2 separate regions of the Homo sapiens genome follow, and region 2 is linked to region 1. A link is an interaction called in ENCODE POLR2A ChIA-PET data of the cell type or tissue named here. Cell type or tissue: OCI-LY7. All regions are shown on one strand. Each heading gives the region's core, and the rest is flanking DNA. Links, peaks and the distances in the headings are about the cores only. Region 1 holds the start of CD244 (CD244 molecule). Region 2 has its middle 18 kb from the start of ITLN2.

Region 1 (6,390 bases), core at 189-4,188:
AAGAGTTTGCAGAATGGCAGGCTGACATTTTCAGTGGGGAAGGCATCACTGAAAAGGAGGTATTTGAGCAAAACTCTGAGGGGTTGAGGGAAGAGGCCATGTAGCCAGCAAAGGAGCAGCATCCCAGGCAGAGAAAACTGTGGATACAACAGAGAGCGAGGTCCAGGACCAGCAGGCAACATGGCTGAAATGCTGTGAGCAAGAGGAGAGACAAAGAGGAGTGGGTCTTGGACGCCAGGTCACGCACCATTGTAAAATGCATGGCTTTTACTCTGCATGAAAGAAGAAGTCTTTGGAAGAATTTCGCAATGCTCAAGAGTTATATGCACATCTTACATAAATAGTACTCCTGTTAAATTATTCAGTAAACAAAGTGGTTTTTTAAATTTCACTGTCATCATATGACTCCTGATGGGATGCGCTGAAAAAGACACAGTATCACTTTTGTGGTATTCCTGTCAAAAATGCATATAATATCTGCTGTCAATGGGCACAGAAAAAAATTTTTTTAAAGAAAAAATAATTTTAAAAATGCATATGATGGCTAGGCATGATGGCTCACACTTGTAGTCCCACCACTTTGGGAGACTGAGGCAGGTGGATCGCCTGAGCCCGGGAGTTCAAGACCACCCTGGGCAACATGGGGAAACCCTGTATCTACAAAAAAAAAAAAAAAAATTAGCCAGGCATGGTGGCACAGACCTCTAGTTCCAGCTACCAGGGAGGCTGAGGTGGGAGGATGGCTTGAGCCTGCGAGGTCGAGGCTACAGTGAGCCGTGAGCATGCCACTGCACTCCAGTCTGGGTGAAAGAACCAGATCCTCTCTTGAAAAATAATAATAGGCCGGGCACAGTGGCTCACACCTGGTATCCCAGCACTTTTGAGAGGCGGAGGTGGGTGGATCACTTGAGGTCAGGAGTTTAAGACCAGCCTGGCCAACATGGTGAAACCCTGTCTCCACCAAAAATACAAAAATTAGCCAGGCTTGGTGGCATGCATCTGTAGTCCCAGCTACTCGGGAGGCTGAGGCAGGACAATCACTTGAACCCGGGGGAGCAGAAGTTGCAGTGAGCCGAGATTGGACCACTGTACTCCAGCCCAGGCCACAGAGCGAGACTCCATCTCTAAAAAATAATAATAATGATGATATAAAATAAATAAAAATGCATATGATAACCTGAATCATATGAGGGAACATCAGACAAACCCAGATTAAGGAACCCTCTACAAAACAACTGGCTTGTCTTCTTCAAGAATGCAATATCATGAAAGATGAAGAAAGGTTAAAGTATGGTCATAGACTGAACATGAGAAACATAACAACTGAATGTAATACATGATCTTGATTGCATCTTGGGTCAGCAAAAAAAAAAAATAAAGCATATTCTTGGGACAATTGGTAATATGTGAATATGGAAAGCATATTTGATGGTATTAATGTTAAATTTACTGAATTTGACAATTGTGCTGTAGTAACATGAGAATGTCTTTGTTCATAGGATATAAGTGCTAAAATATTTAGGAGTAAGGGGACATAATGTCACAACTTGTTCTCAAGTGGTTCAGCAAAAATTATTGTACATTTATACACACATATACATACAGCTAGAGAAAGAGAAATAAAGTAAATGTGATAAAATGTTAATTGGTGAATCTAGATGAAAGAAATTCAAGAATCGTTTGAACTATTCTTGCAGCTTCCCTGGAACTTCACAATTATTTCAAACTAAAAAGCTTAAAAATTAAAGAAATAGAGCAGCTTCAGTCAACTTATGCCAGGCCTGCCCTATAGACACAGGATGGAGGAGGAAGCAGCTCAGGAAGACCCAAGTCCATCCCTCCCTGTGCCTAACAAGTCACTCACCAGCTTCACCGTGCAAGGGCCGGCATAGCCAAGCCCAGCTATGGTGCTGAAGCCCTGGGAATGGGGGTGGAGGGAGCATTGCCCTCTGTCACACAGGCTCATGACCTCAGGGTCATAACCTCAGCTTCTCTGTTACTCTCATCCCCACAGCCAGGCACCAATCCCATCAGTCCTCCTTCGGCTGTCTGAGCTGCATTCAAGGATCCTTAGACCAGGTTCCAACCTAGCTCTCCTGCCTAGAATCCTGGGCCACTAGGCCCCCCAACCCACCCACAAGAGCTGCAGGCTCCACTCCTCCCTCCCTGCTCCCTGTTCCTCATCATGCTCTGCCCTAGGCTGCCTGCATCCTTACAAATGTTGAGTCCACCTGAGCCTTGACTGTGTCTTCCTGAAGGACACAAGAATGCTCAGGGACTCGGTAACTGAATTGAGTACCTGGGCATGGGACTTTATTGCATATGGGGCTTCTACCTGGCCCTGAACCCACACAACACTATGCCTCAGTTTCCCCTCTTTGTGCCCAGAGTGTACCCTCCTCTAATTCCACGCTCTCCACCTCCGTGAAGCCCCTGCAGAGTCACTGATCTAAAATGCAGAACCCTGGCTGGGCATGGTGGCTCACACCTGTAATCCCAGCACTTTGGATGGGGGAGACCAAGGTGGGCAGATCACCTGAGGTCAGGAGTTCAAGACCAGCCTGGCCAACATGGTGAAACCTGGTCTCTACTAAAAATACAAAAATTAGCCAAGCATGGTGGCGCACGTCTGTAATTTCACCTACTCGGGAGGCTGAGGCATGAGAATCACTTGAACCCGGGAGGCAGAGTTTGTAGTGAGCCAAGATCACGCCACTGCACTCCAGCCTGGGTGACAGAAGGAGACTCTGTCTCAAAAAATAAATAAATAAATAAAAATTAAAAATGAAATAAATAAATTAATTCAATTAAATTAAATGCGGGATCCAGGTTTCAGAGCATCCTGGACCCCAGAACTGGAGAAAGAGGGGAGCAGCCCTCAGCTGGGATCCCCAGGAGTAAATGTTAGATGGCTCCATGCCTGGCTGACAGCTTTAGGTTTGCTGTGGAGCTTCCTCATATTGTCTCCTTCTTCTGCCCCAACCCTGCATGTCCCTAATAATTTCCAGGCTCCTGTGGCATCTGGATGGCTGAAGAAGCCGGGGAGATGAGGGACCATGCCTTCCAGCTTCTTCCTGGCTGCTGGCCTCGCCCTCCCCTCCCTGGGCTCAGCTTTCCTGCCTCAGGGGTCCATCCATCTGTCTCTGAGCTCGAGAACCACCCACTTCCTTGGGACTGCTTCTCTTCTCTCATGCCACAATTGGAGGATGCAATTTTCATCATCTTTACAGGCGGCTGGAAGGAGGCTTCTCTCTCCACTACACGGAAGGGTAAATTGAAGCCAGTGGGAAGGAATCTCCTCACCCAAGACTTCCTGGATTGCTGGTGGCAGGGCCAGATACCCCTCTCACAGACCTCCCAGTGCACTGCCAGCCTGTCCTGTCTGATTTAGACTGTCAGAGCTGTCAGGAGCTGCTCGGAGTCAAGTTCCAGATGACTGTGTATGTGGCACAAGCAGAGGCTCTGGCTCTGATCTCCCTGAGGGGCACAGCTCCTAGTCCCTCCCTCGCCCCACGCCAGGTAGGACCTCCTTACCTTTGCCCTGATACACCTTGAGGAGCAGGAGGAGTATGAGGGTGACCACTTGCCCCAGCATTTCCACAGGACAGAGGGGCCAGGCCAGCCCCTCCACCCCACCAGACTCTCTGCCGTGCACGGGCTCAGCAGTCCCCAGTCAGCAAGAGGACGATGGGGAGCAGAACTGCCTTGCAACCTGTCCAGCCACAGTTTCCTCAATTAGAGGCTGTTAACGCCTGCTGTGAGCTGACAAGGCCACTGAGAAAGCCCCAGCGCCTGGAGCTGGTCTGACAGTTCCCACAAGCCAAACTGGTGAAGCTTACCTCAAGTGGGAGGGTGCTTGAAGTTCACAGTGACTCACAAAGCCAGTTTCAAAATTGCATCCCGTTCTCTGCTTCAGCCCAAGAAGTCTTCCAATTCTCTGAATCCTATATGGAGAGACCCCCATGGGGGCCAAACAGCCAGTATCCCCAACTGTTCCATTCCAACAGACATTGTGGAGGTGGAGTGGAGAGGGGCTGGAGGAGGAGTGGGCTGAAACGTAGGGCCCTGGATAAGCGGCTAACAGTGTTGAAGGAAAGGAGGAGTAGCTGAGAGAACATAGGAAGAGACCTAAGGGCTGGAGGCACTAGAAAAATCTAGCAAGCCTGGGGATTCCATGCAAGTTGACACCAAAGTTTAAGCACATGTAAATTAAATTTGTTTCATAAGAATTTGTTTCACACGGGGCACAGTGGCTCACGCCTGTAATCCCAACACTTTGGGAGACTGAAGCAGGCAGATCACTTGAGATCAGGAGATCGAGACTAGCCTGGCCAATATGGTGAATCCCCACCTCTACTAAAAATAGAGAAATTAGCCAGGCTGGGTGGCGTGCACCTGTAATCCAAGCTACTTGGGAGGCTGAGGCAGGGGAATCACTTGAGCAAAGGAGGTGGAGGTTGCGGTAAGCCAAGATCACGCCACTGCACTCCAGCCTAGGTGACAGAGCGACACTGTGTCTCAAAAAAAAAAAAAAAAATTTTGTTTTGCTCCACATTTCCGATCTGTATGCCTAGATTCCCTCCCTTCCTCTTTTTCTACTTTTCTATAGTAGTCCTCTCTTCCCTCTTTTGTCTTCTCCCAGAAGTGACATGGGCCTATTTTTGCTGCCTTCCCATCCATGCTTGGACGCCACCCTCCAGGAAGGCCAGGCAGCTCTGGATCTGCTTAGGCCCCCATGGAGGGGTGGGGACAGCGGCATCCCCCCTCCCCTGGAACACTGTGCTTCAAGGCCAGGCCCCAGGGTTCATGCCTCTTTCTTTCTTCCTTCTGCTTTCCCCTTAACAAATACTTTCAGTTCCCTTCAAGTCCGCTCTTATTCTCTTTTTCCATCCTTTGGTCCATTTCCAGCCACCCTGTCTGAACTGGGCAGGGGGCAGCAGACTGACAGCTTCAGCTGCCAACAGAGGCAGCAGCGGGGCTCTGGACAGAGCGCTGGATTTAGAGTCAAAGACTTGGACTTGCAGCTCCCATTCAGCAACTTACAACCTATGTGATTCTGGCCTTGTTGCTGTCTGAGCCTGTAGGGTCAACAATACATCCTCCCCACCTTCACAAGGCAGTTTTCAGGATCAAATTAAAAATGATACTCCAGAATATGCACACAAAAAACACTGGACATAGATGAGGTTTTTGTGGTTTTGTTTTCATTTTTTTAAGCTCTGAATAGCTTTTTCCAGCGGGTCTAATGGTTATCATCTCTTCTCTCCTTTGTCTGCTCCCAAGGGGCAGCCCTCAACCCTGGGGAATTTCTTCAGAGTTGATCTGGCCATGTCCTTAACCTTGAGAAGTGGTGCACAAGACATGATATAACAAAGAAGGGTAAACTTCCTCACACGACAGGTGGAAAACAAGATCCAGCTGTTGGAACCCACTAATGAATGTGAATTAGGAATCAGCCTCTCCAATCCTGACCCCAACACCAGCTCCATCCTTCCCACCAGGCATGTGGATGACCTATCATCCCCTGGAAACAGAACTCGGAGCAGCTGTACCACTGAGTGTGTGTCTGTCTTGTGGTCCCTGACAAACTCTATCACACAATATCTGCTATTTGTAGGCTGATCGCAGTGGCTCATGCCTATAATCCCAGCACTTTGGGAGGCCAAGGCAGGTGGATCACTTGAGGTCAGGGGTTCGATATCAGCCTGGCCAACACGGTGAAACCTCATCTCTACTAAAAATACAAAAATTAGCCGGGTGTGGTGGTGTGTGCCTGTAATCCCAGCTACTCGGGAGGCTGAGGCAGGAGACTCCTTTGAACCTGGGAGGCAGAGGTTGCAGTGAGCTGAGATTGTGCCTCTGCACTCCAGCCTGGGAGACAGAGCAAGACTCTGTCACAAAAAAAAAAAAAAAAAAAAAGGTGCTGGGCGCAGTGACTCACACCTGTAATCCCAGCACTTTGGGAGGCCTAGGTGGGTGGATTACCTGAGGTTAGGAGTTTGAGACCAACCTGGCTAACATGGTGAAACCCCGTTTTTACTAAAAATGCAAAAAATAAGCCAGGTGTGGTGTTGCATGCCTGTAATCCCAGCTACTTAGGAGGCTGAGGCAGGAGAATCATTTGAACCCAGGAAAAGGAGGTTGCAGTGAGCCGAAATCACGCCATTGCATTCCAGCTTGGGCAACAAGAGCAAAAACAAACAAACAAACAACAATAATAAAAAAAAAAAACAACCTGCCATTTGTTCTACACACTGACCTCCCCAGCCCTGAGCTCTTCAACACAAAGTCTATGCTCTCCTTAGCTTAGTGTTTCCAAGCCTCACCCAGCGCCTGGTTCTTCAGAGTTGATTCGTAGATTGTCAAGTGCTGAAGGAATGAATGAATTCT
Region 2 (7,788 bases), core at 2,129-6,128, 110 kb after region 1:
AGCCTGGCCAACATGGTGAAACCCTGTCTCTACTAAAAATACAAAAAAAACTAGCTGGGCATGGTGGTGGGTGCCTGTAATCCCAGCTACTTGGGAAGCTGAAGCAGGAGAATTGCTTGAACTCGGGCAGCAGAGGTTTCAGTGAGCTGAGATCACACCATTGCGCTCCAACCTGGGCAAAAAGAGTGAAACTCCGTTTCAAAAAATAAATAAATAAATAATGAAAATAATTTATGTTTATGATTATGTATTTTTTTAAACAGGGTCTTTCCTGTCACCCAGTCTGGAGTACAGTGGTGCGAATATGGTTCACTGCAGCTTCAACCTCCCAGGCTCAAGTGATCCTTCCACCTCAGTCTCAGCCTCCCAAGTAGCTAGGACTACAAGCATGCACCACCATACCTGGCTAATTTTTTTTTTTTCTGTAGACAGAGAACCTCACTGTGTTGCCTAGGCTAGAATTTTGCATTTCTGATGACCAGATGGTCCCACCTGGACTCATGACTCTTGACTCAACTGGTCCTATAGCCCCCACCCAGAAGCAGACTCAGTGCATGAACCATTTTCCACATGGCATCCCCAACCAATCAGCAGCACCCACCCATACCCTAGCCCCTGCCCACCAAACTACCTTTGAAAAACCCGCCAGGCGCGGTGGCTCACGCCTGTAATCCCAGCACTTTGGGAGGCTGAGGCGGGTGGATCATGAGGTCAGGAGATCGAGACCATCCTGGCTAACACGGTGAAACCCAGTCTCTACAAAAAATACAAAAAATTAGCCGGGCATGGTGGTGGGCGCCTGTAGTCCCAGCTACTCGGGAGGCTGAGGCAGGAGAATGGCATGAACCTGGGAGGCAGGGCCTGCAGTGAACCGAGATCGCGCCACTGCACTCCAGCCTGGGCGACAGAGGGAGACTCCATCTCAAAAAAAAAAAAAAAAAAGAAAGAAAGAAAAAGAAAAACCTTAGCCTCCAAATTTTGGGGGAGATTGATGTGAGTAATAACTCCATCTCCCATGTGGCATGGCCGGCTTTGTATCAATTAAACTCTTTCTTTACTGCAATGCTGTGGTCCCAGTGAATTGATTTTGTCTGTGCAGTGGACAGGATGAACCCACTGAATGATTATGTAGTCAGGAAATTTTCATCAAAGGTACAGGTGCTCCTCAACTTACCATGGGGCTCCATCCCAATAAAGCCATTGGAAGTTGAAAATATTGTAAGTCAGCTGGGCGCGGTGGCTCATGCCTGTAATCCCAGCACTTTGGGAGGCCAAGGTGAGTGGATCACCTGAGGTCGGGAGTTCGAGACCAGCCTGACTAACATGGAGAAACCCCATCTCTACTAAAAATGCAAAATTAGCCGGGCATGGTGGCACATGCCTGTAATCCCAGCTACTTGGGAGGTTGAGGCAGGAGAATCGCTTGAACCTGGGAGGTGGAGGTTGCGGTGAGCCAAGATCACACCATTGCACTCCAGCCTGGGCAAGAAGAGCGAAACTCCATCTCAAAAAAAAAAAAAAAAAAAAATTACGAGTCAAAGGAGTGTTTTAGACTTATGATATTTTCAACTTATAATGAGTTTATTTAAACAGAGCTCCACTGTAAGTCCAGGAATATTCTGAATTCATGTTGCTTTCAGAACATCATAAAGTCAAAAAATCATAGGTTGAACCACTGGAGACATCTGTAATATAAATCTATGTCAACCCACCATAGACAAAAATGGCACAATTAATTAGCTATGTAACTGAGCATTCTGGTGATAAAGTCAGGGTGTGATGGGATAAGTACAAGACTCAGATGAGATCATCAGGCCCCTCCATCTCCAGCTCTTCTTTTTGCGTATCTTGTCCATTCTTTACTTCTGCAGGCAGGCTGTCTCCAGGTGGCAGAGAAGATACACCTGGATGCACTCCTCACTCTATGAAAAGGGGCTTGGCCAGGGACACTAGAGCAGTGCCCTCTAAAGCACAGGACCCAAATCAGGTGCCCTTTTTGTCTGGGCCTAAGAATAGTACTACCACTGGCTGGGTGCAGTGTCTCACGCCTGTAATCCCAGCACTTTGGGAGGCCGAAGTGGGAGAATCACGAGGTCAGGAGATTGAGACCATCCTGGCTAACACGGTGAAACCCCGTCTCTACTAAAAATACAAAAAAAATTTAGCCTGGTGTGGTGGCGGGCTCCTGTAGTCCCAGCTACTCAGGAGGCTGAGGCAGGAGAAAGGCGTGAACCCAGGAGGCAGAGCTTGCAGTGAGCCGAGATTGCGCCACTGCACGCCAGCCTGGGCCACAGAGCAAGACCGTCTCAAAAAAAAAAAAAAAAAAAAGAATAGTACTGACCACCAGTTCAAGCTATGAGTTGGAAGGCTCAGGTTCAAATCCTGTTGGTTCTGCTTCCCACATATCACTTAAAGTCTTAAACCTTCCCCTCTTGGCTGGGCTCGGTGGCTCACGCCTGTAATCCCAGCACTTTGGGAGGGCGAGGTGGGCGGACCACTTGAGGTCAAGAGATAGAGACCATCCTGGCCAACATGGTGAAACCCCGTCTCTATTAAAAATATAAAAAATTAGCTGGGCATGGTGGCACATGCCTGTAGTCCCAGCTACTCAGGAGACTGAGACAGGAGAATCGCTTGAACCCGGGTGGTGGAGGTTGCAGTGAGCCAAGATCCCGCCACTGCACTCAGTTCACTGCAACCTCTGACTCCCTGGTTCAAGCGATTCTCTTGCCTCAGCCTCCTGAGTAGATGGGACTACAGGCACGCGCCACCACACCCAGGGAATTTTTGTATTTTTAGTAGAGACCCTGTGTCACCATGTTGGCCAGGATGGTCTCGATCCCCTGACCACGTGATCCAACCACTTCGGCTTCCCTCAGTGCTGGTATTACAGGCATGAGCCAGGGCACCTGGCCAAGTTGTGTTAAAATATAGGTTTTTATGATAATTTAGGTATGGAAAGATAAATAGATCAGGAGACAACTGCAGTTTGAAAGATAGAGTGTCATACTCACAGTTCCCAAGGGAAGGGGCCATGCCACGCAAATGGCAGGAGGCAGAGCTACATGGGAAACACCGGGGTGAGTCAGGAGGCAGTGAAAGCAAGGGGGGAAAGTGGGCTAGAGCCTTTATTGTGGTTTTCACAAGAAGAAAGGAATAGGCAAGGGAGGGTGAGCAAGTTTAGGCCTGGCTAGTTTGAATAATTTCATCAGGCTCTGGGGCACAGGGGCTGTCCCTCGTTGTCTGGTATCTGGCACTGGATGATTAGGGCAGATGCATAGCAACCCAGAATACGAGCCTCGCTGGAGGAGTTGGTTGCATGGGCTCTGGATTGGTCGTTTTGCATATGAAAGGCATGCTCACAGGCAAGTTGTTTGCTATCTCTAAGAATCAGCCAAACCTAGGAGAGATTGTCTGTCCAGGGTCAGCAAGGTTTAAGGTGAAGATGTCAAAGTATCAGAAAATAAAAGGAATGGCTAATACAGCCTCACCCCCATAGACTGAGGTAGACACACCCTAAATATATTTCCATCACCAGATTTATTAAACTCCATTGTAAGAATTGTTTTGTTGGTCTTTTCCTGTTGGACTTAATTCTGCTGGATAGGGATTTTGTCTCCTTCATCTTTGTGCTCTCAGTTCAGAGTACAGTGTCTAGCCCAGAGCTTCTGAGCTCATGTATCATAGCACCCTGGTATGGCATAAACAGGTTACAGGTGTCCCGGGAGATGCTGATGATTGTAAATTTTTTATAGTGATACAGAATCTAAAATTGTGTTTTCATAGGCATTTAGATTTTTACTCCAGTTAAAATTATATTTAAACATTATTTGTGTGGCTCTTTCTGTATACTTAAATTCAGTTCTTATTATCTTGGCAAAAGACTTTAGGCATAACACCCACCATCCGAGAGTGTTCTCTATGGGCTACACCAAAGAGCATGTGCCCTGGAAATACCAGGCAAAGAGTATCCTCCTGTGTGTCCCATGATGCAAAGGCTTGGGAGCTCTAGTCTAGCAGGATTCAAAAAAGGGATGTTAATTAAATCAAATAAGATTGCATAAATGAATTGATGAGTGTAATCAAAGTACTTGTTTTGCCTCTTACATACTGCAAAACACTAGCCTCTCTAACCCTTGACTTTCAAGCTACAAAGAGAGAATAATGCTTATCTTATAGGACTATGAAGATAAACAAGGAATGTTATAAGTGAAAATTTAGATAAAAAGCATTATGCAAATCTAATTATTACCACATTTGGCGTGAACCTACTGATAATTCTTCAACTTTGCCAGTCTGCCATAGATCCTGCTCTCATTAGCAAATTATTCTTCAAACTCTTTTCTACCTCAAATCCCTCTTCAAATTAAAAAAAACTTCGCGGCATCCCTTTGCCTACTCAGCCACAAGAACCTTCAACTACCTGGCTGCAACTTCCCTCTGTTCTCTGTGACAGGTCCTGGGGAGAATCCAGGGCCAACCTGGCAGGTACACCAACCACCAGGGGTGTAAAGTCCCAGGACCAAGCTGTATTAGGCAAAAGTTCACCCAGAGAAGTCGGAAGCAACAGTATAAAGGGGCAACAGATGAGGCAAGGAGCCAAACTGTAGAGCTGTAGGAGCATCAATGTCAGGGTTAGAGGCAAAGTAAGGACATAAGTCATGTGTTTTCATCAAGATGGGCTCTGTGCAGCCGGGCACGATGGCTCACACCTGTTATCCTAGCACTTTGGGAGGCCGGGGCAAGTGGATCACCTGATGTCGGGAGTTCGAGACCAGCCTGACCAATATAGAGAAACCCGTCTCATCTAAAAATACAAAATTAGCTGGGCATGGTGGCGCATGCCTGTAATCCCAGCTACTCAGGAGGCTGAGGCAGGAGAAGCGCTTGAACCCAGGAGGCAGAGGTTGTGGTGAGGCAAGATTGCGCCATTGCACTCCAGCCTGGGCAACAAGAGTGAAACTCAGTCTCAAAAAAAAAAAATGGGCTCTGTGATGCTGCCCTAGCCAACAACTTCAAAACTCCAGTAGCTTAACATAACAGAGGTTTATTGGTTGCTTATGCAAACTCTGCTGCCCGTCTGAGTGACTCCCAGGGTAACTATCTCCCATGGAGCAGCTCAGTAACTTTACCATCAAACCTTTTTGATTTCAGAAGGAGATAATAGATCTGGAAGATTGTGCAGGCCTTTTTTTTTTTTTTTTTTTTTTTTGCTTCAGCTTGGAAATGAAATATGTCGCTTTTGCTCACAGCCCCTTGTCCAAAACTAGTGAAAGTCCCTGCCTAATTGCAGGAGGAAAGGTAAATGTGGATGTAGTAGACAGAATCCAAAGATGTCACCCACAATCTCTCCCCTCCCTATACACACATAACACTCCTCCCTCGCATCGAGAAGAATCCTGGCCAGTGCCCTAGCTCACGTCTGTAATCCCAACACTTTTGGAGGCTGAGGTGAAAGAATTGATTGAGGACAGGAGTTCAAGACCAACCTGAGCAACATAGTGAGACCCTGACTCTACAAAAAATAAAAATAAACATTAACTGGGCATGGTGGTGCATGCCGGTAGTTCCAGGTACTCAAGAAGCTAAGGCAGGAGGATTGCTTGAGCCCAGGTGGTTGAGGCTGTAGCCTGAGTGACAGAGTGAGACCTTCTCTTTAAAAAAAAAAAAAAAAAAAAAATTAAAGAAATGGAGTCCATGCTGGGTGTGGTGGTTCACGCCTGTAATCCCAGAACTTTGGGAGTCCGAGGCAGGTGGATCCCCTGAGGTCAGGAGTTTGAGACCAGCCTGGCCAACATGGCAAAATCCTGTCTCTATTAAAAATACAAAAATTAGCCAGGCCTGGTGACAGGCGCCTGTAATCCCAGCTATTTGGGAGGCTGGGGCAGGAGAATCGCTTGAACCCAGGAGGTGGAGGTTGCAGCGAGCTGAGATCCTGCCATTGCAATCCAGCCTGGGCAACAAGAGTGAGACTCCATCTCAAAAAGGAAAAGAAGTGGAGTCCTTTTCCCTCTCCCTAAATATGGGCTGACATTGTGATCTTCTTTGACCAATAGAATGTCATGGCAATAATGAAGGTGCAGTTTAGCCCATAAGAAGTGGTACCTTCTGTTTGGCTCTCTTGGAACCCAGCCTCCATGTTGTAAGGAAGTCCAAGGTATATTGCTGAAAAAAGAGGGGCCATGTAATGAGGCCCTGGAGGATGAGACACCGTATGGACAGAGGCATGTGGTGGAGAGCTGAGGAACCCCCGCCCAGTTTCCAGCTGAATGCAGCCACATGAGTGACCCCAGCTGAGAATGTGTGTTAGTCAATATACAGAATCTGGAGAAATAACACACATGTCCATCAACCGATGAACAGATACATAAAATACGGCAAATCTATATAATTATTATTTGGAAATTAAGCACTGATACATGCTACAAAACAGACTAAACACTCATGTGAAAGTCCAGAATAGACAAATAGACAAATCATAGAGACAGAAAGTAAGAAGATTAGTAGTTGCCTAGGACTATGGTGGAGAGAAGAGAAATGGAGCGTGACAGCTAATGGGGAGGTGGTTTCTGTTTAGGGTGATGAAAATGTTCTAAAATTGATTGTGGTAATGGTCACACAACTCTGTAAATACACTTAAAAGCATTCAATTGTAACTTACAATGGGTGCTTTATATGGTATGGGAATTATATCCCAATAGTATTTTTTTTTAATCAAGGTAAACAATATACCCTCAGAACTCTTAGAAAAAATTATCCTAAACTTGGAAAAAAGGCAAAGGGATAAATGAATGTTGTTTCAATGTCGTACAGAAGTGTGGTCCCAGAGACGCCCACGGATTATGGAATTCTCTAGTTCTACACTGTCTGATTCTGTAGTCACAAGCCACTTGTGATTATTGAGCACGTGAAATGTGGATAAGGCACCAAATATTTTATTTTAAGAACCAATACTCTGTTCAGTTATTGGAAAAGTTTTAAGTATGTTTTTACTTTTATTTGGAACAACTTTTTCAACTGTAAATTTTATGAAACCTAAATGTAGATCAATTATTGAAGCAGTCCCGTTCGTCTGGGGTAATACCCGAGGATTGTTGCCTCATGCCAAGGAGATCAAGGACACGGACACGTGTGGAGTGAGCTTAAGAGTAGAGGTTTAATAGGCGGAAGAAAGAGAAAAGAGAATGGGTCTTGGGGCGCCTGGCTGGGTCTTCTGGTTTCCTGGAGAAATGCACAGGTTTTACAGACGAGCTTGAGGAGGAGGGCCCAAAGATTGGTTGGACCAGGTGTGATGTTTACATAGCCCCGGAAGAGCTGGCCAAGCCATCCTAATCTTTTTTTTGGAGACGGAGTTTCCCTCTTGCTGCCCAGGCTGGAGTGCAATGGCGCAATCTCAGCTCACTGCAACCTCTGCCTCCAGAGTTCAAGCAATTCTCCTGCCTCATCCTCCCGAGTAGCTAGGATTACAGGCTTGCGCCACAACACCCAGCTAATTTTGTATTTTTAGTAGAGACTGGGTTTCTCCATGTTGGTCAGGCTGGTCTCGAACTCCTGACCTCAGGTGATCCGCCCGCCTCAGCCTCCCAAAGTGCTGGGATTACAGGCGTGAGCCACCGCGCCCAGCCTCACCCTAACATTTTTATTATGCAAATGGATTTTCTACCTGGCCGGTGCCATGTTGTCTGCTCCTTATCGTACACGTTGTTGACAAGAAAAGGGAAGATGGAGCCTCCATGTTGAACAAGCCTGGCCCCCAGGTAGCCTTTTCCTATTGGCACAGCTGCCAAC

Evidence for each region. ChIA-PET counts read pairs that join two places held together with the same protein. Peaks named below come from ENCODE experiments on the same cell type or tissue, not always from the same donor. Only the 100,000 strongest peaks of a DNase experiment are listed, where the experiment ranks them.
Region 2: POLR2A ChIA-PET joins it to region 1 with 23 read pairs; 3 of 35 experiments call an interaction of 5 or more read pairs at or near these places.

Annotation. Positions count from the first base shown.
Region 1 is chr1:160,859,083-160,865,472 of GRCh38, forward strand. CD244 (CD244 molecule) reads right to left here and starts at 3,805. Exons shown (of 9, transcript NM_016382.4): 1 at 3,535-3,805. The coding sequence starts at 3,595. RefSeq lists an enhancer at 3,621-3,670. In OCI-LY7, for the core only: no CTCF peak of the experiment used is centred there; no DNase peak of the experiment used is centred there.
Region 2 is chr1:160,968,654-160,976,441 of GRCh38, forward strand. No RefSeq gene overlaps it. Among named protein-coding and RNA genes, the nearest start is that of ITLN2, 18 kb to the left of the region's middle. In OCI-LY7, for the core only: no CTCF peak of the experiment used is centred there; no DNase peak of the experiment used is centred there.